Linked DNA regions of Homo sapiens: regions 2 and 3 are each linked to region 1. The links are chromatin loops, found by intact Hi-C in ENCODE. Cell type or tissue: mammary epithelial cell. All regions are shown on one strand. Links, peaks and the distances in the headings refer to the core of each region. The heading gives the core; the rest is flanking DNA. Region 1 overlaps LOC107985960 (a long non-coding RNA gene). Region 2 overlaps ITGA6 (integrin subunit alpha 6). Region 3 has its middle 19 kb from the start of ITGA6.

Region 1 (7,111 bases), core at 1,205-6,204:
GAAGACGAGGGCCCAGTAAGAGGGGAAGAACACTAACAGGTCCAATAGGAGAAGCAGGCTGGCTGGAGACCATGCAGGTCTTCGTGGGCATTGTATCCATCAAGGATCTGTTACCAAAACCAAAACCCATTTGCAGTCGTTTCAGCAGAAAAAGGAGTTTATTAGAGGATATGAAGATACTTTCAAAATTTCTAGAGGGCCAGAAAGTCAGGCTTGTAGGCCAGCAGGTCAGAACAAGGCTCAAACCAACCACACCCTGGGAGTGAGTCAGAAAGGGTCTCTGCAGCTGCCTCCAAGTCTAGACCCCCTCAGCACAGCTCATGCCATTGTTGCCCCTAGGATCTGGACACACTACTGCCACCCTTTCTAGCAAATGGATTCTGCACAGTTGGCTTGCTCATGGCCTCAATTCCAAATGAAGCTGTTTGTTAGACTATCTGATTGGCAGAGCCTGGGTCACATGGTGAGGTCTAGCTGCAAGGGAATCAGGGAAAGTCAGTTTTCTGGTTTCAGCTGTGGGGAGGTAAGAACCTCTAGGGTGGGAAAGTCCCCAAATATGGGAATGATGTCAAGCATTTTGGGCTTAACTGCTTTCACATCATCACATGGTCTGCTGTGGTCAGGAAGGCTGGAGAGGGGCAGAGAGGGGCAATCATCTTTGTAGAAATAAAAAAGAATAAACAAGCCTCAAATAACCAAACCCCAAACCCAACCATTTGGGAAATTAAGAAATGCTACCTCTTGAAAACTTTGTCCATTTATTTGCAATAAGTCTAACAAACCCTCTCAAGAGGTGGTGCTCAAGGGAGCTGTGCAGTGGGTTTGGATGAATGTGCAACCAACGCTGAACAAACATCCCTATTAAAGGGCGTGTTGTTCCAGGTTACAGTTTCTCTCAAGCTAAGGGCAGATCCTTTCTCTCAAAGACACAAACTGGAAAGCCCTGACTCAGGTGCCCAAATTAGGTTTGTGGGGTGGTGGGTCAAGGATTGGAAGGACCCAACAGGACAGAAGTATGAGATGGAAGCATTTTGGCATATCCAGAGGGAGATGGGTTAAGGAAGCAAGATGAAGGTCGGGCAGAGAAGCTGCTTTCTTAAGAAAAAGCTGACCGGGCACAGTGGCTCATGCCTGTAATCCCAGCACTTTGGGAGGCCGAGGTGGGCGGATCCCCTGAGGTCAAGAGTTTGAGACCAGCCTGACCAACATGGAGAAACCTTGTCTCTACTAAAAATACAAAATTAGTAGGGCGTGGTGGTGTATGCCTGTAATCCCAGCTACTTGGGAGGCTGAGGCAAGAGAATTGCTTGAACCTGGGAGGTGGAGGTTGCGGTGAGCTGAGACTGCGCCATTGCACTCCAGCCTGGGCAACAAGAGCAAAATTCTGTCTCAGGAAAAAAAAAAAAAAAAAAAAAAGAAAAAGCTGCATTTTTTCTTAAAGCAACTCCTAATGAGATCATGATTTTCATTGATACAAGAAGCTGGTTGAGTTGGCAGAGCGTTTTTTTGTATTAATGGAAACAAATTACAGCTTAATTCAGATAATAAATAATGCACTTCTAAACACAAAGCAAAATGTATTAAACAAATGGCTGTGGAATAGAAGGTCAAAATGAAACTGTGGTAAGGTGATTTCTCTGCAGCTCAATATTTTCTGTTTATAGTCTGACTTGGAGCCAAAAATAGGATTCTCATTCAGTTGTATTATTAAAAATAAAACGATCTAGTAAGTTAAAAATGGAAGTCTGATGAATCCTCTAGTATTATGTATATAATATAGGCATGTCAAGAGAGAAAATATTAACTAATTATTTTAATGATTTAATAAAAACCAGAATTTCTTAACTGATTATCTAGCAAGTTAAAAACATTGCACACCACTTAAACGTAACAAACTTTTTCTTATCCACATACCTACACACGCACCACCTGACATCACTTGACTATGTTTTTGGTATCAGCCTCCCTCTGAGACTTGTACTAATTTTATTTCAGTGCTTTTCTTCTACAACGGTGGTTCTTAAACTTTTGGGGAGCTCATAAATCCCTTTAGTATTTGACTGTCTCCCTTAAGAATTGCAGTCTCATCTTACTCCTGCAACAAATTTCAAGCAGTTTCGTGGACCGCCAATTAAACTTCTGCCTTAAACCTCAGCTTTCTCCCCATAAATCATGGCAAAGGGAGACAGGGAGCTCAGGCTGGTGTCGGTGATGACATCTGCAAGGATGGAAAGTCCCCACTGGGACTGCTTGTATGTAGTCCCCTGAAATACTGGATTCAGTGGTGCCAGCTTAATGGCCAGGAGAAGTTTTGTACCAGGAACTAACCGATTAGCGTTTTTTTTTTTTTTTTTTTTTTTTTGAAACAGGGTCTGGTTCTGTCATCCATGCTGGAGTACAGTGTACAGTCTTGGCTCACTGCAGCTTTGGCCCCCTGGGCTCAAGCGATCCTCCCACCTCAGCCTCCCGACTAGCTGGGACTGCAGGCATGCGCCACCAAGCCCAGCTAATTTTTGTATTTTTTGCAGAGACAAGATTTGCCACATTGTCCAGGCTGGTCTCAAATGCCTAAGCTCAAGCGATCTACCCACCTCGGCCTCCCAAAGTGCTGGGATTATAGGCCTGAGCCACTGCACTGGCCTGATTAGTTTTTAATAACTATAGTGTGCTAGGTAGAATGGAGGTGGAAATGGCTACAGCACTGCTGCCTTCTGGTTGCCTGGGACCGTCTGTGTCTGCCCCACCTCCATAACAAAACAGACCCTGCCAGCACCACTACAACGCCTTCCCCCCAGGAATCCTGCGGTGTTAGTGCTTTTGAAATATACATTCTTGTTAAGTTCTTAATGATGAAGAATAGCTTCCTCATTGAGTTTCTACTTCTAAGTATACATATACATTTTGAGAGGAAGGAGCTTTTATGTTTTAACTCAAAGGGTGTCTAATGGCAAAGTCCTCTCTGATTGGTCTGGGCACGGGGGACAGCAATTGGGAGCAGAGTTTGGGGATGGGTCCTTTCTAAAATCCCTAAAACTCCTGAACAGAAGATAGTCATTTAATTGCAAAATTACACATAAGGATGAAAATGAAATACCTTTTTGGAGGATTAACAGGAAATATAAATTTCTGTAAGGAGGTAGTGGAAGTTCTTTTCCAAAGAGGTGTTGTGGTAAGGCTTCAAGGTTTCAGATAAAAAGTCTGGTTCTAATCCTGATTCTGCATTCTACTAATTCAGTGGAGATAGAGGAACTTTAGGGCTCCTCAAAAAGTTCAGGCCTCACTTTGTGGCTTTAAGTTTTGAATATTGCCAATGTAGCCATGGCAGTAATTTTGGGAAAATTTCCAACTTCCTGAGCCCAGTTTCCTCATCTGTAAAATGACACACCTGCCTCCCAGTGTTGTTATGTGGAATTAAGGAAATAATACCTGCTATGTATTTAATCAGGTCTAAGGTTCTTATTTCCACCCATACATTAGAAAGGTCTCTGATATTGGGATGGCATCCAGGGGTCTAGACAACCCCAGTTTTATGGGGCCTGAACTCTATATTATTCAGGGACCTTTATAAAAAAGAGAAAATAATACGTGCAAAATTAGGTAAGAACATGAATATTTGTTTAAATGGGAAAATCACAACAAACCACAAATTTTAAAAAGGTGATATAAATCACAAACAACATAAAATACCATAATATTTGTAAAAATTAACTGCCTGGCCCACTTCTGTTATACTTCTTTGCCCTGCATTTTTGGAGGGGAGTGGGCTGTATGACAATGAATTCGTTATGTCTGTTTTCTATAGAGAGAATAGACAGTTCAGTCTTCCTTCTCAATGGTTGACGAAAATTTATTTTTTACTATCAACAGTAAAATGTGTGTTTTCCAGCTTCACAACTGTTTTTGGTAATGTCATATAAATCTTGAGAGTTTTTTTTGTCAAATTTGGGGAAAACCTCTATGAAGTTTCTTTCCTATATGAACTATGAGATTTGGGAAAATTTTCCACAGACCAAATTCTGGCTCACACACTTCACACCTTGTTTATTTTCTGCTGCCCAGGCCATATGCTGCTGGCGAGTGTGGTGGGATGTATTTATATTGGATACAGCCTGGAGCCCTGCACTGGAGCTTCTTACTGCCAGGAGAGCTAGTGTGGTGGAGGGGAGAAGCGGTGAAGCCATTTCTATCCCAGCATGCCCAGCAGTAAGTTAACTGCACAGACCACATACAAACGTCCCACTGAACCCAGACTAAATGTATCCCCAGCTCAACTTCCCCTTTAATAGGATCCCCAAGTTGCCCATAGCCACTCCAGTGCCACCCACATAAGGGGAAGTGTGACAGAGGGGAAGTCAGAGTGGAAAGAGACAGTGGTCTAATTGATTGCAGTTAAAATATCTTTTGCAAATTTTACAAAAATATATGGCCACGTGAACACACTGCTGGCCCCTCTCCAAGAACATTGGAAGGGCCCATGCAAATGAAGGGCCCTGAGGCTGAAACTCTCTTAGCTTCCCAGTAAATACACCCTGGATGGCATCTTTCAATTAATCGGCAGTAGGTTTGCTTTCCTGCTGGGCGTGTTACAGTTGGTGGCAACTTAGATTTGGTATCATATATGTAAAGCACCCCATATGGTGCCTGGCACACACTGGAGGCTCACTAAGTGTTCCTTCCTCCCTTCCCTTAGTGAAAAATCAGCAAACAGAGCTCCATCCCTGGCAGGGGACTATGTCCTTCAAGTGTGTTATTGAAGAATCAGCCTTGTAGAAGTTGATATTCCATTAGTTTGCCTATAAAATTTTTAAATTGCAGTTTTTGAATTTATGGATCTTAGTTCAAGGTCAATAAAAAGTGATTGATGGGTAACCAGCGTGTGCCCAGGGACAGAAGATGTCCTCCTGTTGCTTTGTCAGTGGTCGATGATAATGTACTCGTTTCCAGCCAACCCCTAAAAAGGCAAACCCATCGCTAAGAAACAGAAGAAAAAAGAACAAAATGGACTACACTGTATTAAAGACACCTGAGTTCTGTAGAGGAGAGTTTTCCCAGAATCAGCCCAACACTGCCCTATCACCTACCTGAAGGGCATGTGCCAGACAGTCTGAGCTCATCAGATTCAGGACATGAGGAAAGTTATCTTGGTTTTCCTTTCTACTCTCCCTTCTTCCCTTCACTCTTTCCTTTCCTCCATCTTGTCCACATTTTCTAGACTGCTTACTGTCACTTTCTGAAACAAGAAAAAGATTCCACTTTTCATTGCTTATTAATGCTAAATGACTACCCATTCCCTCGAAGCTATTAATATATATATAAAGAAGTAGGGCATGGAGTGCTGAAATGCAACTGTGTGTCACTTAACAATGTAGATATGTTCTATGAAGTGCATTGTCAGGCGATTTCTTTGTGCAAACATCATAGAGTGTACTTGCATAGCTCTAGATGGTACTGCCTACTATACACCTGGGCTGTGTGGTATAGCCTATTGCTCCTAGGCTATAAAACTGTACAGCATGTTACTGTACTGAATATACCATAGGCAGTTGTAACACAATGATCAGTATTTGTGTATCTAAACATAGAGAAGGTTATGGTATAAAAGATAAAAAATGATATACTTGTAAGGACACTTACCATAAGTGGAGCTTACAGGACTGGAAGTTGCTCTGGGTGAGTCAGTGAGTAAGTGGTGAGTGATTGTGAGGGCCTGGGACATTACTGTACATTACTGTAGACTTTATAAACACAGCACACTCAGGCTACACTAAATTCATTTTACTTTTTTTGAGACAGTCTCACTCTGTCATTCAGGCTGGAGTGCAGTGGCATGATCTTCGCTCACTGCAACCTCTGCCTCCTGGGTTCAAGTGATTCTCCTGCCTCAGCCTCCCTAGTAGCTGGGCTTACAGTTGCCCACCACCATGCCTGGCTAATTTTTGTATTTTTAGTAGAAATGAGCTTTCACCATGTTGGCCAGGCTGGTCTCAAACTCTTGACCTCAAGTGATCCGCCTGCCTTGGCCTCCCAAAGTGCTGGGATTAGAGGCGTGAGCCACTGTGCCTGGCTTAAATTTATTTTAAAACTCTTCTTTCTTCAATAATAAATTAACCTTAGCTTACTGTAACTTTTTCACTTTATAAGCTTTTTAATGTTTTTAACTTCTTTTGGAATAACACTTAGCTTTAAACACAAAGGCATTATACAGCTATGCAAAAATATTTTCTTTATATCCTTATTCTATACATTTTTTTCATTAAATTTTATTATTATTATTTTTACTTTTAAACTTTTTTGTTAAAAACTAAGACAACTACACACACATTAGCCCGGGCTTAATCATCGGGGTCAGGATCATCAATATGTCATCAGGGGATAGGAATTTTCCAGCTCTATTCTAATCCTATGGCATCACCATCATACATGCAGTCTGTTGTTGCCTGATGTCACTGTGTGGCACATGACTGCAGGGGGTGTGGGAAGCCCATTTCTGAGTCAGTTAGAAGGCATATATATTTTCTTCCTTTGCCGTCACTTTACGTTTGTAATTCTGAGGCTCTCTACACGGTTCACTTGGGACTGTATGTTAAGGCTGCTGTTAACTATAAAACAGGTTAAACTGTATTTCAGAGTAGGCATAATTAATGAGGGTGTTATTTCAGGAACAATGATAGGGATTGTGAATAGTCAAGATTCATTCTAGAATGAGCAAGAAATTTGCTGGAAAAAAGAGGTGTAATGAAAAAGGAAGCTTCTTTCTATTTCTGATGAGGAGCTTGGTATGTCTGTAGTTTGATTTTGTAACAATTGTTTTCCCTGAAGTAATTTGGATGCTGCATTAGTCTGATTATTATGATTTCCTGTTTAGAACCCAGATACCTTCTCGATATGTCCCCAATAGCATATTTCTGGAAATGACTTCAACCAATTACATTAGCTCTCATTCCCTTGGTTTCTATGTGGTTGACCAGACAGGAATCAGGCTGCCTGAGTGTGCAATCCAGATAGCAAGAGGCAGTCGGTAGAGAGAGTGTGAAATTGCCCTGAGATACTGTGTGGTCTGCAGGCGGGTCCAAGTGAAGGAATGTGATGCAGCTGAGGCCTCGGGGGTGGG
Region 2 (7,111 bases), core at 738-5,737, 160 kb after region 1:
AAAATGAGGCTCAATCAGCACTTTGGGTTCTAAAATACTGTCGTTTTTCAATCTCTTCTTTCAAGATTATTGGTATAGACCTTGAGGGAAATCTGAGTTCAAAAGGAAATAGAATATCTTTGGAATTTTGCAAAAGTGTGAGTCATCAGGACTTGAGCATACATTCCCCTGGTGTGCTGCAAATCAGATATGAAACATCTTCCTGAGGTGGCATGGTGGTGGTATAAAAGCTTCATTATAGTACAGAATGAAGTGTGTACTTATATAAAACACAAGTCTTCGAAGACATTGCAAGCTTTTGGTGGTTGCTTTGCACTGTGCCTCTGTACATGTTCACCTGCCTCTGTCATTCAGTGCTTTTGTGAAAATGGCTGGGAAGCATTGACCAGCTCAACCTTTTCTCTCTAGAAGGAAGACTGAGACCCAGAAAAGTCAAGTGACAGCTAGTCAGTGGTAATGTGGGCCCTGAAACCTAGCTGCCCAGTGCCCAGTCCACCTGATGGTATGCCATACACATCTTCCGTTTGGTGAAATAGCCCATTCTTGGAGTTAAACTTGTGCCACATAAATCTTGCCCTTAATAGAACAGTATCTTGGGTTTTTAAATGTCCCCTACATAGTGGGCTGGGAGAGATAGAAAATACAGCCACTGTCACCCCTTCCCCTGCTTACTAGGGCACTCCAAATGACCATAGCACATTTTTTCAGTGGAGTCTCAGAATTCTTCAGGTCAACATTGGTCAGCCTTCACTGTTGTGTGGGTGTTTGCAAATAAGACAGCACCTGTTTGCCCTCCTGGCCTTGCTAAATCCCGTGCATATGGAAGGCACCCTATAAATGTATGCCTGATGGATATGAGTCCTGTTGGTTTGTGAGCTTCTTAAGAACAAGGCTGACATCTTGTTCAGTTTTGGTTCAAATCTAATACATAGAAATGGATATTCAGTAGGTATTTGTTGAACTCTTTGATTCCCCAAATACACTAAAGGCTTTTAGAGAACAGGAACCAGGGTAAACATTTCTTTAGAATGATCTTTTACATGCTGGTACTTTGAAAAAAAATTGTGGTAAAATATACATAACATAAAATTTATTTTAACCATTTTAAAGTGTATGATTCAGTATTGTTAAGTATATTCACATCATTTCTTGCCCGGAAATGATGTTGTTTCATATTATGAGGCCATAAAGTATTGATAAGCTAAACAAACTTTAACTCAATATATGATTGTGCTGTATCATTTAGTACTATATTCTAATGTGTATTAGTGGCAATGAAATTTAAAGTTTAACATATTTATGGTACAAGTTGAAATTTAGTCTCTTAGCTTATTATGTGTTTTTCCAATCCGGTTAAGGACTGCTATGAGTTGAATTCAGCAGTTGTATACCTGGCACCAACAGCCTTTGAGAAACCAAGTAATTTAAGTTTTTAATTGAGTAACAGAAAATTGCAACTAATAAAATGCCTGGCTATATTAGCTTATTTGTCATTTATATGTTGTTAGTACTCCTTAACTCTTGGTAGCTTTAAGATGAAACCAAGAGTGGTTTCAGTTGCATTCTGTGTTCTGATTGAAGCTGAGGCTTGATTTGTGGCTTGAAGTTTGAAAGGAAGTGCCTGTTTGTTCAGGGAACACCAATTGGACTAACAGCTGTCCTCTGTATTAAGGCCATCTTTAGCTTGTCTTGCAAATACTTTCCTTGTTCACTAATCCCTTCTCCCCACCCTGCTTCCTTTAGACCCATGTTAATCTATTACCTGGGAGCAGCTCTAGATTCTTGAGTTGGTAATGACTAATTTCTCCGTTGCTCTCATCCTGTTGAGTTTAATAGGCTCTCTTTTTTCTTACTGATGTTTTCATGATGAGATTTCTAATAAGTTATTTGGGAGCTATCAGAATAGAAACTAATAAATATTATCTATCTATTAGCTGTCAGAATAAAAGCTTACTGAGGGTCCTGAACTGTGAGGCCACTGAAGGCAGGGGTTTGGGTCTGATTTATCTGTGTTTGCCTAGAGCTTTAACAGAGCCTGACACTTGTAACTCTTAAAAATATGCTTTAAAATAAATCTAAACTCAGGCATGGTGGCTCATGCCAGTGATCCCAGCACTTTGGAAGGCTGAGGTGGGAGGAAGGCCTGAGCCTAGGAACTCAAGGTGAGAGTGAGCTATGATTGTGTCACTGCACTCCAGCCTGGGTAACAGAGTGGAGACGCTGTCTCTTTAAAAAAAAAAAAAAAAAAAAAAAAAAAAAAAAAAAATCAAACCTCAGTGCATAAGACACAGGTGTTTTCATCTGTGAACGAGAGTAGACACATTCTAGTAATACCCAATGTTTTTGTGAATTTCTTTACAATTGAAACTATTTTCCACTTGTAGAAGTTGGGAAGGAACTTGGGGAATGGCCTGGAAAGGTAGACCACCATCCTCATTTCATAGAACAAGAAATGGAGACCTAGGATTTGTCATAGTCCTGCAGCCAGCTACAGACAGAGCTGTGCCTACAATTCCCTTCTTGTCCTGAGTTGTTTCTGCTTCATTTCCCACTAGAACCCCATCCCGCCCTCACCCCTAAGCAGAGGTCCAGCTAGCTAATGTGTCTGTTTTTATAAAATGCCACCAGAAGCTTAAGTACGTCGGTTCGTGTCCCATCAAACTTGTCCAGATCTCTTTCTCATCATAGAGAGGTACCATCCTGAGTTGCTCAGATGATAAACATTTCTCCATTAGAAACTAGGCTCGGATTTGCCTGTGGCCACAAATCCAGAAGCAGCTGTGTGTTCCCCATGTTTCTCACCAACCCCTGCGTCATGTTTCTGAATAAGGAGTCCTGGTTACCGCCACACCCCTCATTCATTGCTTTAGATTAGATGAAAGGCGAGGTGCCTGACTCAGGCCACTGACTCACTCTGCTTGGGTGAACCCAGCTCCTCCCGGTAGGAAGTGATTGCCCCAGGCAGGTTGAGGAGTGCCCACAGCATCCAGGACTAAAGCATTTGGACCCTGCAGCTATTTATAAACAGCACTTTACAGTGCTTTCAGTCTGAATATTGGGACTCCCCTAGAAAGGACAGATTCAGTCCTTTCTGAAAGGAGGATAGACGAAGGGTGAGGAGTTCTTGTTGGATGTATTTTCATAGCTGAAAGGTTCCCCTGAATGCTGTCAGTGCCATGGATGTTCATAGGGAAGGTTAGAGTTCCTGTCTCTGATGTCATTCATTTTATGCTGCAGCTCACTTGACTGTGGGACTCCCTAGGAAAGCTTATCTACCTTTTCAGCTGTTGCACCTCTTTTCTTCCATGTAGTTTGCCCTCTGCCTTACATTCACTCTTCATTGTAATGCCCCAGTTGCCAGCACAGTGCCTGGCGCACAGTAGGTACGTGTTTGTGAGCTTGCTTTACTGATGTGTTGTCATGCCTCTGGAACGGGCTGTAAAAATCAATCTTTGACTCTTTGCCAGCAACTGCCCACATAAAGAGAGCATGTGTGAGCTTGTTTTATGCAATTACAAGGTTTGCTTCATGACTTGTGGGCGCTGATTTTTTTTTTTTAACCTCACTATCTCCATCATTTTCTCTGCAAGATTTTCAGTGACCCTCGTGTCCATGGACTGACCTCCATTTTTAAAATTTCATTTTTAATTTATTTTTGAATAGGTAGTACAGTCACATGGTACAAATATTAAAACTACAAAGATGGAATGAAAGTCAGCCTCCCACCCTTGATCTCTGGGCATCCTATTCTTCCTGGAGGCAACCATTGTTTTACCAGCTTACTGTGAATCTTTCAGAGCTACCTATACATTTACAAGCAAATATGTACATAGATTTTTTTTACCCATTTGCCATGTAGATTCTTTTGCACCTTGCTCTTTTTCTCTTGGTATGTTTTAATGCCTGTTCAATCTTGTAAATAAAGAGCTTCCTTATTATTTTTAATCTCTGCATAATACTCAGTTTCGAGGATGAACTATGATTTATTTAACCAGTCTGGGTATTCAGATAATTTCTAATCCTTCGCCGTTAAAAGCAGTGCTGCAGTGAAGAACTTTATGCTTCCCTCATTTCACCTTAAATGAATTAATTTAAGGTGAATTAATTAATTCCTAGTGCAGAGTGGCCTGGCCGGCGTTGTTGTTTTAATGGTCACGGCTGATTCTGGAGGAGTGGCTGCCCTCATTCCTTTCTATCCTAACCATCTGATAGGACCACAGGCTACGCTATCAGTGGGTTTAGTAGAGTCTTTTCAACAATCGAGTTTCCAGCCTTATGCCCAAGCTGTTGGATCCCTGAAGGCTTCAATGTTTGTGTCCTAGCTGTACTTTATGCTTGTTAAAATGTATGTGTTAAAATTAGAATGGCTTGTTGGAATGTGTAAGATTGCGTATAGTGTTTCATGTTTTATCACTGTGTTGAGTTTACAAAGTTACTTGATGTTATTTCTTTTTTCTTTTTTGAGGCAGGGTCTCACGCTTTCGCCCAGGCTGGAGTACGAGTGGTGCACTCACGGGTTACTGCAGCCTCAACCTCCTGGGCTCAGGTGATCCTCCCGCCTCGGCCTCCCGAGTACCTGGGACTACTGGCATGCACTACCACGCCTGGCTAATCTTTGTATTTTTTGTAAATATGAGGTTTCACCATGTTGTTCAGGCTGGTCTCAAATTCCTGGGCTCAAGTGATCCTCCCACCTTGGCCCCCAAAGTTCTGGGATTACAGGAGTGAGCCACCATGCCTGGCCCATCGTTTCATTTGATCCTTGCAACACCCTATGAGAATATTTAGATAGAACGATTTCACAGATAATCCATAGTGATACTCAGCTAACGGGTGGTACTGCCAAGACTTGAACCCACCATTCTTGTAACTTCCTTGATATCTCTAATTATGGTTTTGGTCTGCCAGTTTGTTATGGAGCAGAAAAGAAGATGTAAGCTTTCTGGAGGTAGTAGCTGCTACAGGCATACACTATATTATCTCAGCAATAGCAAGTCCAAGTAGGACTGATTCAGTATACACAAAGAAGTATTAGTTGCTAAAATATTGAAATAACTTTCATTCTGGTTGGTGCACGTTGAGTATCCCAAATATGAACAACCAAAATCTGAAATGCTCCAAAGCTGGAAACTTTTTGAGTGTTTTTGAGTGCCTGCCAACATGACATGCAAGAGAAACATTCATTGGAGCATTTCGGATTTTGGATTTTTAGATTTGGGATGCTCAGTAAGTATTAATGCAAATATTCCAAAATCCCCGCCCCCCGCCCCCCGCCAAAAAAAACCAAAAACCCAAAACACTTGTAGTCCCAAGCATTTCAGAAAAATGATACTCAACCTGTAAATAGCTTTGCCCCAAACCCCCCTGAGTTTCTTTCTCTACTTCCCTGGCCAGTTTTCACATAGGAACCCCCCTAATCGCCACGTATTTCCCCCCCACAACCCAGCAATAAAGGGGAAATGCCCTCATAAGCGAGGAGCCCCTGGATTGTAGCTCCCGTGCTATGGCCACCATCTGTGCTCGCTAATTGGTTCCCAAGCCATACTGGTCCCTAAATATTCTTAAATCTGTAAGTGCAGGAATGGAGTATTAAACAATGTAAGCGTTTAGGCATATAACTTGATTTCTGTAGGTTTTGTTTGTTTTGTTTTGTTTTGAGAGAGAGTCTTGCTGTCACCCAGGCTGGAGTGCAGTGGCGGGCTCTTGGCTTACTGCAACCTCTGCCTCTCAGGTTCAAGTGATTCTGCTGTCTCAGCCTCCCAAGTAGCTGGGACTACAGGCGCCCACCACCATGCCTGGCTAATTTTTTTGTATTTTTAGTAGAGACAGGGTTTTGCTATGTTGGCCAGGCTGGTTTGAACTTCTGACCTCAAGCGACTGCCCGCCTCAGCCTCCCAAACTGCTGAGATTACAGGCATGAGCCACTGTGCCCGGCTGGTATTTATACTTTGTAAATTGCCTTTGTTGTTCTTAGTATCCTATTTCTAAATCTGTTGTCTTTTTCTTTTCTTTTTTTTTTTTTAACAAAAAAAAAAAAAGGCCGGGCGCGGTGGCTCACGCCTGTAATCCCAGCACTTTGGGAGACCGAGGCGGGCAGATCACGAGGTCAGGAGATCGAGACCATCCTGGCTAACACGGTGAAACCCCGTCTCTACAAAAAATACAAAAAATTAGCCGGGCATGGTGGTGGGCGCCTGTAGTCCCAGCTACTCGGGAAGCTGAGGCAGGAGAATGGCCTGAACCCGGGAGGCGGAGCTTGCAGTGAGCTGAGATTGCGCCACTGCTCTCCAGTCTGGGCGACAGAGTGAGACTCCGTCTTTTTTAAAAAAAAAAAAAAGAAAAAAAAAAGCCTGAAAGACCTCTTTTGGTTTTGCTTTTTGCTTTGTCTTTGTCTTCCCGGCCTCTAAAAATCTGGGTAGCTGGTCTGAGGTGTTGGGACCCAGGACTTGCTCTCTTATTGCTCCACCACTGGAGCCTCAACCTCAAACTCAAGGTGGTGGCACCTACATTCCAGGCAGCTGAAGAAAGGAGCAAAGAACAGAGCCAAAGGCACATGCATGCCATCTTCTAAGGAAAATTATTGGAAGCAGCAGTGTGATGCTTTGTCACACGTCCTATTCAGCAGAACTGAGTTGTGTGGCACATCCAGCTAAAGAGGGAGGTTCAGTTGAGTAGTAGTTATTCAGGGTGGCCTTATGCCCAGCTAAAAAGTCTTTTACTATGGGAAAGAGGAGAACTGATGTTGGGTGACAGCCAGCACTCTCTGGCAGAGCTACTAAGCCTGTTGTTTCATTTATCTCATTTAGAAAATAAACTGTGACCATATTAATTTCCTTTTCAAAGCATTGAAAAATTTGTATTTCCTAAACTATTGGAGTAGTAAAATGGGTATGGTGACCCACCAGGTGTGAGCTCATTAAGTCTATCTTTTCTCTTCTTGTTTTTTATTTAAAATATTTTATTGAAAAATGATGGAATTTAAAGTCGCTTTTTCCTTTGCAGATGAACTATTTGATAACAGGTTTTAAGACATGAATCTTATTTTTTGAGTTAACACTGATAATATTTATGCTTGGTACACTTGAAATAGAAAAACCTGCTTGGTCACAAC
Region 3 (7,111 bases), core at 1,113-6,112, 130 kb after region 1:
TTATTTATATGACAACAAATATGATATTAAGGAATTCAATGCAAACATGACCAAAATGAGGTATTTATTTATTATTTTTAGAATTTTTGATTTGGGGGCACACGTGCAGAATTGTTACATGGATATATTGTTGTGATGCTGACATTTGGGATACAAATGGTCCTGTCGCCCAGGTGGTAGGCGTAATACCCAATAGGTAGTTTTTCAGCCCATTCCCCATTCCCTCCCTGTCTCAACTAGTAGTCCCATGTCTACTGTTCCCATCTTTATGTCTATGTGTAGTCAGTGTTTAGCTCCCACTTGTAAGTGAGAATATGTGGTATTTGATTTTCTGTTCTTGCATTAATTTGCTTAGGATAATGGCCTCCTGTCACATCCATGTTGCTGGAAAGGACATGATTTTACTTTTTTATGGCTGCATAGTATTCCATGGTGTCTATATACCACATTTTCTTTATCCGATCCAGCGCTGATGGGCACTTAGGTTGATTCCGTATCTTGGCTATTGTGAATAGTGCTGTGATGAAGATGCAAATGCACGTGTCTTTTTGATAGAATGCATTATTTTCCTCTGGTTATACCCAGTCATGGGATTGCTGGGTAGAATGGTAGTTCTGTTTTAAGTTCTTTGAGAAACCCCCAAACTGCTTTCAACAGTGGATGAACTAGTTTGCATTCTCATCAACAGTGTATAAGTGTTTCCTTTTCTCTGCAGCATCTGTTATTTTTTGACTTTTTAATACTTGCCATTCTGATGGTATCTCATGGTGGTTTCATTTGCACAAAATAAGAGATTTAAATATTTTTTGAGTTAATAGCATTACTTAAAATGGCATCTGCCATTAATGGTATTCAGATGAAAAAGAATGGAAGCAATTATCAGACCTAATCAGAGGAATCAATTACAAAATAATTATGCAAATCAATGCTGTTCCTGTATGCAAGCAATAAACAGAAATTATAATAAAAATATAGATTCCATTCACAATAAGACACACACACCATAAGATATAGATAGTGCTATGGTCTGAATGTTTGTCCCCCACAAACTCATATGTTGGAACCTAATCCCCAGTGTGATAGTGTTAGAAAGTAGAACCCTGTCTTTACAAAAATAATTTAAGAATTAGCTGTGCATGGTGGTATGTATGTGCCTGTCGTCCTAGGTACTTGGGAGGCTGAGGTGGAAGGACCTGAGCCTGGGAGGTCAAGGCTGCAGCAAGCTGTGACCATACCACTGCACTGCAGCCAAGACAACAGAACGAGACTCTGTCTGAAAAAAAAAAAAGATATATTATTAATAAGTCAGTCCCCCAAATTAAGCTCCAATTTCCAACACATTCCTAATAAAAAAAAAACCAATAGGATTTTGGAGAAAACCTGACAAAAATGTTCTAATACCCTTCTGAAAAAAAATTCATGTAAGGGCGAGGCGCAGTGGTTCATGCCTGCAATCCCAGCACTTTGGGAGGCTGAGGTGGGTGGATCACTTGAGGTCAGGAGTTCAAGACCAGCCTGGCCAACATGGTGAAACCCAGTCTCTACTAAAATTACAAAAATTAGCTGGGTGTGGTGGCGTGCACATTTTAAAAGAAGACTATGAATCATATTAGGAAGATCTACTAGCTTTAAATCTCTGCTGGAAAGTTACTGACAAAATTCTTTTCTAATAGGTAACATTAGAATGAGATTTTCTCTTTAGTAAGAGCACCAAGACCCAGCTAATGCCCTCATTCAGTATTTCTCAGATTTGGTTAGTTTATATACAGCTTTTCATGGAAAAAATTATTAGCCCAAGTGATGACTCAAATTATTTTTTTAAGTAACATTACTTCATTACCATCAAACAAAACTAGTTATATGCTTCTTAGGTTTTTGACCCTTAAACAAGTATAATGGTAAAATACATTTATCAATTAAATATCCATAATTGTAAAAATCAGTGAAATTCAAATGAGGAATATTTTTAAAATGTGATAAATGATATTTTATGGAAACCAAATTGCTGGTGTTGGATTGAATAGGAGGAAGATGTGTTTGGTTGTTTCATGCTTCACTAGCTGGTTGTTGCTTTTGATCTGGAATATGATGAGCCGTTATTTGAGGCTTAATTGTTCCTATCACTGTTATTTTTAGCTCTTATATTTGTTTTTATCCATTGATCGACTATGTTGATTGTCCAATAAATTTAGTGCACTGTCTTGTATACGATGTTGTGTACAGTGTTGCATACGACATTGAAAGTTTAGCACCAGTTCTCTTGGAAACACAAACACAGATAATGAACTCAAGCCAGTATTTAGTTACAAGATGGTCAGCCTGATGGGCCAGAACACTCTGATATGACTTTTCTTAGATCATAATCCAAAGAAAAGCCCCGAATTTAAAAAATTATCTCAGAACTTGTGAATCTCAGTTTGAGAAAACATTACCCCAGCTTACTTCAAGTAGTAATTGATGTAAAAAAAAAATTCCAGGGTAACAGAAGAAATTGGGTAGTATTTTGTGATTATTATAAGTGAGACTTTGTGACATTGATCTATATTTTCAACACCCATCTTTGGCATGGACTGGCTGATCCTCCTTTAGAGATGGGCACTGCTAAGCCTATTCTGCAGATGAATAAATTGAGGCAGAAAACAGCACTCCAGGGGCATAGAGAAAGTTGTGGTGAAATTTAGGTTCGAGGTCAAAGTTGTGCCTAACTGAGAGGGAAAGTGAGGGGCAATGACAAAAATTGCTCAGCCTTGGCTTGCTCTGACACTATTTAAGCTGTACCTTTTTTCTTCCTCTGGCTAACCAGGACAAGGCATCCAGGACCACAATGCAGGGAGCCTCATCAGGCACTTGTGCTAAACAGGCACTCCCTGTACCTGACCCCCTGTGTCCTATTCAGCTACAAGGGATGAAATGGAAACTAATCGCTTTTCTGAGACCATGAGAACAAGCAGTCAGCTTGCAAGATGTTATCCCCTTCTAATTATAGGTCCACAAGCGGTGAATGCTTGCCATGGGAAGCTACTATTCTTTCCCAAATGCAGGTGTCCCTTCTTGAACAGCTGCCAGGAGCTCAGCAGCCTTGGAAGCCCTTCAGATAAATAGCACCTGAGGTTACATTGCCTCAGCTGTGGCATGTAGAGACACAACCCTCGGGTATCTGGGTGTGGACTTGCTTTAGTCATGGGGAGACTAGAGAGACTTGTCCTTCAAATCAGACCAACTTATAACCACCTCCCCAAACATCAGGGGAATAGCACCCTAGCCATAGTTACTATTGTAACCAAAGGAAATAACCAGAGCACCAGACTCTGCCAAGTAGATTCATTATGAGTGGTAAATAAGATAACATTTAGGATTAAATCGAACTTTCCTAGGCTTGAGACTTTTCTGCAACTCCACACAATAGCACTGGAAAATAATTTGGTTTTATAGTTCTTATTAACTATGGTCAAGGCTGGAGTCCTGTTTTTAAATTACCAGATTTGACTTGTTTGCCTGTTTGAGGTAACCTGCCAAAAGTAGTCACAGAAAACCAGGTTGCTTTCATTCTGCACTTACTATTTTTGTTTTTAGGACCCCAAAAGTGAGCTTAATGCATTATTAATAGGAAGTTTGACTTATGATCTTTAAACAGGAGCTTTTAAACATTAGTCAAGGTTTGAAAGCCAAATACTTATAAACATGTTCCTACGGGCATAAAAGGGAGGATGTAAACCAAACTGTTAACAATGATTATCTCAAGGGAGGGGCACTGGACAGGGTGGAAAATGTCACTTTCTGTTTTATACACTTCTATTGTCTAAGTTTCTTTGTTTAATACTGAGCATGTGACTCATACTTTAACTGTTTAAAAACAGTTTTTATTTAGAATAATTTCATTCACATATGAAAAATTAACCTGGATTCACACTGATGTCACAAGCAAGCACAATTCAAGGCATATTAGAATAAGTTGATTTGATCTGATTGACTTTAGGAAGAACTTGTGGAAATAAACCAATGTAATTTAGGGTAGAGCCTCTTCCTACAGCAGGAGGGGTGATTTTTCTCAGTCTCTTCTCAACAAGACCTCTGGTTTGAGAAATGGTGTGAAACCAGGCAGATTGCAAGCCCTTGTATGGAACCTTGGTGGCAGTGACTGGTGATTATTGTGCCCCATTAAGGCAGAAGATCCAGCCTCAGTGGAAGCCATGAAATTGCCTCAGCCTCTGCCAAGTGTTTGTTCTACAACTGCATGATTTGTATGCCACTGCAGAACCCTATGAATCCTAGTGTGTTGCGATGTTGAGAAGAAGAACATGCCACTCTCATTTTAATCTGGTTTTCTGGGGAAAGTACTTGTTAGGATTAGGGAGACTCACAAGCTGGGCCTGGCTCTGCCCCTTACCCTTTATGGGTCTCAGTTTCCTTAACTCTATACATAGGAGAAGACTGAATTTTACACGATCTCTAAGGTCTCTTTTGGCACAAAAATCCTTATGACCTCTGAAGTGGTTCCTAAACCAAGATTTTTGAGTAGTGAGTACCGTATAGTTCCTTTCTTGTCCTTATTGATTGACGGATTGAGACAGGGTCTTGCTCTGTCACCCAGACTGGAGTACAATGGGGTGATCATAGCTCACTGTAACCTTGAACTCCTGCGCTTAAGGGATCCTCCTGCCTCAGCCTCCTGAGTAGCTGGGACTACAGGTGCATGCCACTCTGCTCAGCTAATTTTTTTATTTTTTTAATTTATTTTTGTGGTAGAGTCAGGGTCTCACTAAATTTCCAGGACTGATCTCAAACTCCTGGTCTCAAGCAGTCCTCCTGCCTTAGACTCCCAAAGTACTGGGATTATAAGCATAAGCCACCATGCCCAACCTCGTTGTTTTTTAAAAAGCCCAACTTCAAGTAAACATAGCAACTCGGTCATTGTCATATATGTAGTCATATAGGTCTATGTTGTATGTTATATGTGTATGACATGTCAGTCAAAGAAAAGTCAGCCCAACCTGCTTTATAAGTATGGGAGAGGGAGGACCAAGAGACATGGAGGGCTCAGGGTTTCTCATGAAACAAGTATGTATTTGGGATTAAGATCTTGTACTCCATGCTCCCACATGGAGACAAGTCTGCCTTCAAGTTTCTCTTCATTAGCGCAGCACCTTAGAAATAAGGGCCATGTCACCCATTTTCCTTTAAATTACTCCTAGCTCAGGGGCTGAGTTGGTAGAGGGTGGCACCCTCAGTGATGTTCTTCTGGCCAAGCCATTCCTGCTCTGACGGGGCCACTCTGGAGCCAGCAGGTGGGTTCCTGAAGTAAGCTGATGACTCACTCGGTCTTGACCTGATTCCCTCAGGTATGGAATCTGTCCCAAGGAGGTCTTGTGGAGAGTGGGGAAGGGAAACTGCACATGAAGTGCCCAAACTCCTGGTCACTCTATATGTCAGGCTCAACTTGAGTCACTTGCAAGCATGGATGTGATTTGATGATGAACAGCCTGTTACATACTACATTGTACAAAATAAGAGAGGTCAGAGTGGCCTTCAGACATCATCCTGAAAGTGAACGCTAACTTGAACACCTCCTCTGACAGCCTTCCCTTCTTTGCTTTTTTCTTTCTCCTTGTTTTTTCTAATCTCCAGTTCTTCCTTCTTATCTGACTCATGACTTCCCATGGCACTCATGGATGGATGTCGTGTATTTTCCTATCTGCAGCTCAGATCCAAAGACAAAAAAACCCAACTGAGCCCTATCTGCCAACCATCCAAGACTCCCAGGTGTTTCTAAATTCTTTCCTGGATGTCTATCTCCAGGACTAAGAAGTTCTGGGTCTTCTTTTGCAGGCTGTCAACAGATTCCCCCTCATATTTGACAGAAAAGCTTTGAGCAAAGCTCAGTCTTACTTCTATGAATAAAAGAGATAATTGTGATCAGTGATTAAAACCATATACACACACGTGTGTATACACACGCACACACACGTGTGTATACACACGCACATACACACACGTGGGTATGCACACGCGCACACACACACGTGGGTATGCACACGCATATACACACATACGTGTGTATGCACACGCACATATACACGTGTGTATGCATACACATACATATGTATACACGTATGTGTATACATATATACAGACGTGTATACATATATACAGACATGTGTATACATATATAGACATGTGTATACATATACACAGACATATGTGTATACATATATACACAGACGTGTGTATACACACGTATACACACACGTGTGTATACACACGTGTATGTGTGTATACATATGTATATATGTGGGTGTATGCATATATATACACACATACATATGTATATATATGTGTGTGTATACATATATATATATATTTTGTTTTTTGTATTTTGTTTTTTGAGAGAGAGAGGATCTTGCCCAAGCTGGAGTTTAATGGTATGATCATGGGTCACTGCTGCCTCAACTTCCCAGGCTCAAGCAACCCTCCCACCTCAGCCTCCTGAGTAGCTGGGGCTACAGGAGCATGCCACCACACCCAGTTTGTTTGTTTGTTTGTTTATTATTTATTTTGTAGAGACAGAGTCTTACTATGTTGTCCAGGCTGGTCTTGAACTCCTGAGCTCAGTGATCCTCCTGCCTTGACCTCCCAAAGTGCTGGGATTACCGATGTGAGATACCATGCTCAGCTTCTTCCATATTCTTTGTTTTTGTTTTTGTTTTTTTATAAAGAGACAGAGTCTTGCTCTGTTGCCCCGGCTGGAGTGCAGGGGCATAATCTTGGCTCACTGCAGCCTTGACCTCGCCAGCTCAAGCAATCCTTCCTCCCACCTCAGCCTCCCAAGTAGTTGGGACTACAGGGAAGTGCCACCATGCCCAGCTAATTTTTTTGTTTTTATGTTTTGTAGAGACAAGGTCTCACTGTGTTGCTCAGGCTGGTCTTGAACACCTGGGCTCAAGCAATCCTCACACCTCAGCCAATACTCTTAAAGATAAAAAAGAAATCACCACTAGCTTTCTTCTCTCTAGACCACATAGCACAAACTCCCTGTGGCTTTACTTATAAGTCATACCTTAATAATTTTGATTATTATTGGAACCCTTGTCAGAAGCCGTATGTCTTTTCTTAA

What was found. Peaks named below come from ENCODE experiments on the same cell type or tissue, not always from the same donor. Only the 100,000 strongest peaks of a DNase experiment are listed, where the experiment ranks them.
Region 2: it touches region 1 in a loop (2.9-fold over the local background); 2 of 110 quality-filtered maps call a loop at or near these places.
Region 3: a loop joins it to region 1, with 2.8 times the contacts of the local background. A loop is called at or near these places in 2 of 110 quality-filtered maps.

Annotation. Positions count from the first base shown.
Region 1 is chr2:172,276,678-172,283,788 of GRCh38, forward strand. It overlaps LOC107985960 (a long non-coding RNA gene), which reads left to right. Exons shown (of 6, transcript XR_001739773.3): 2 at 4,060-4,203. Among named protein-coding and RNA genes, the nearest start is that of ITGA6, 150 kb to the right of the region's middle. In mammary epithelial cell, for the core only: a CTCF peak has its summit at 3,388; a DNase peak (open chromatin) is centred at 5,694; H3K27ac peaks cover 1,313 bases.
Region 2 is chr2:172,439,330-172,446,440 of GRCh38, forward strand. The region is part of intron 1 of ITGA6 (integrin subunit alpha 6); the gene reads left to right. Among named protein-coding and RNA genes, the nearest start is that of ITGA6, 15 kb to the left of the region's middle. In mammary epithelial cell, for the core only: no CTCF peak of the experiment used is centred there; DNase peaks (open chromatin) are centred at 1,746, 2,166, 2,862 and 3,442; H3K27ac peaks cover 3,898 bases.
Region 3 is chr2:172,405,473-172,412,583 of GRCh38, forward strand. No RefSeq gene overlaps it. Among named protein-coding and RNA genes, the nearest start is that of ITGA6, 19 kb to the right of the region's middle. In mammary epithelial cell, for the core only: no CTCF peak of the experiment used is centred there; DNase peaks (open chromatin) are centred at 3,129 and 3,719; H3K27ac peaks cover 3,377 bases.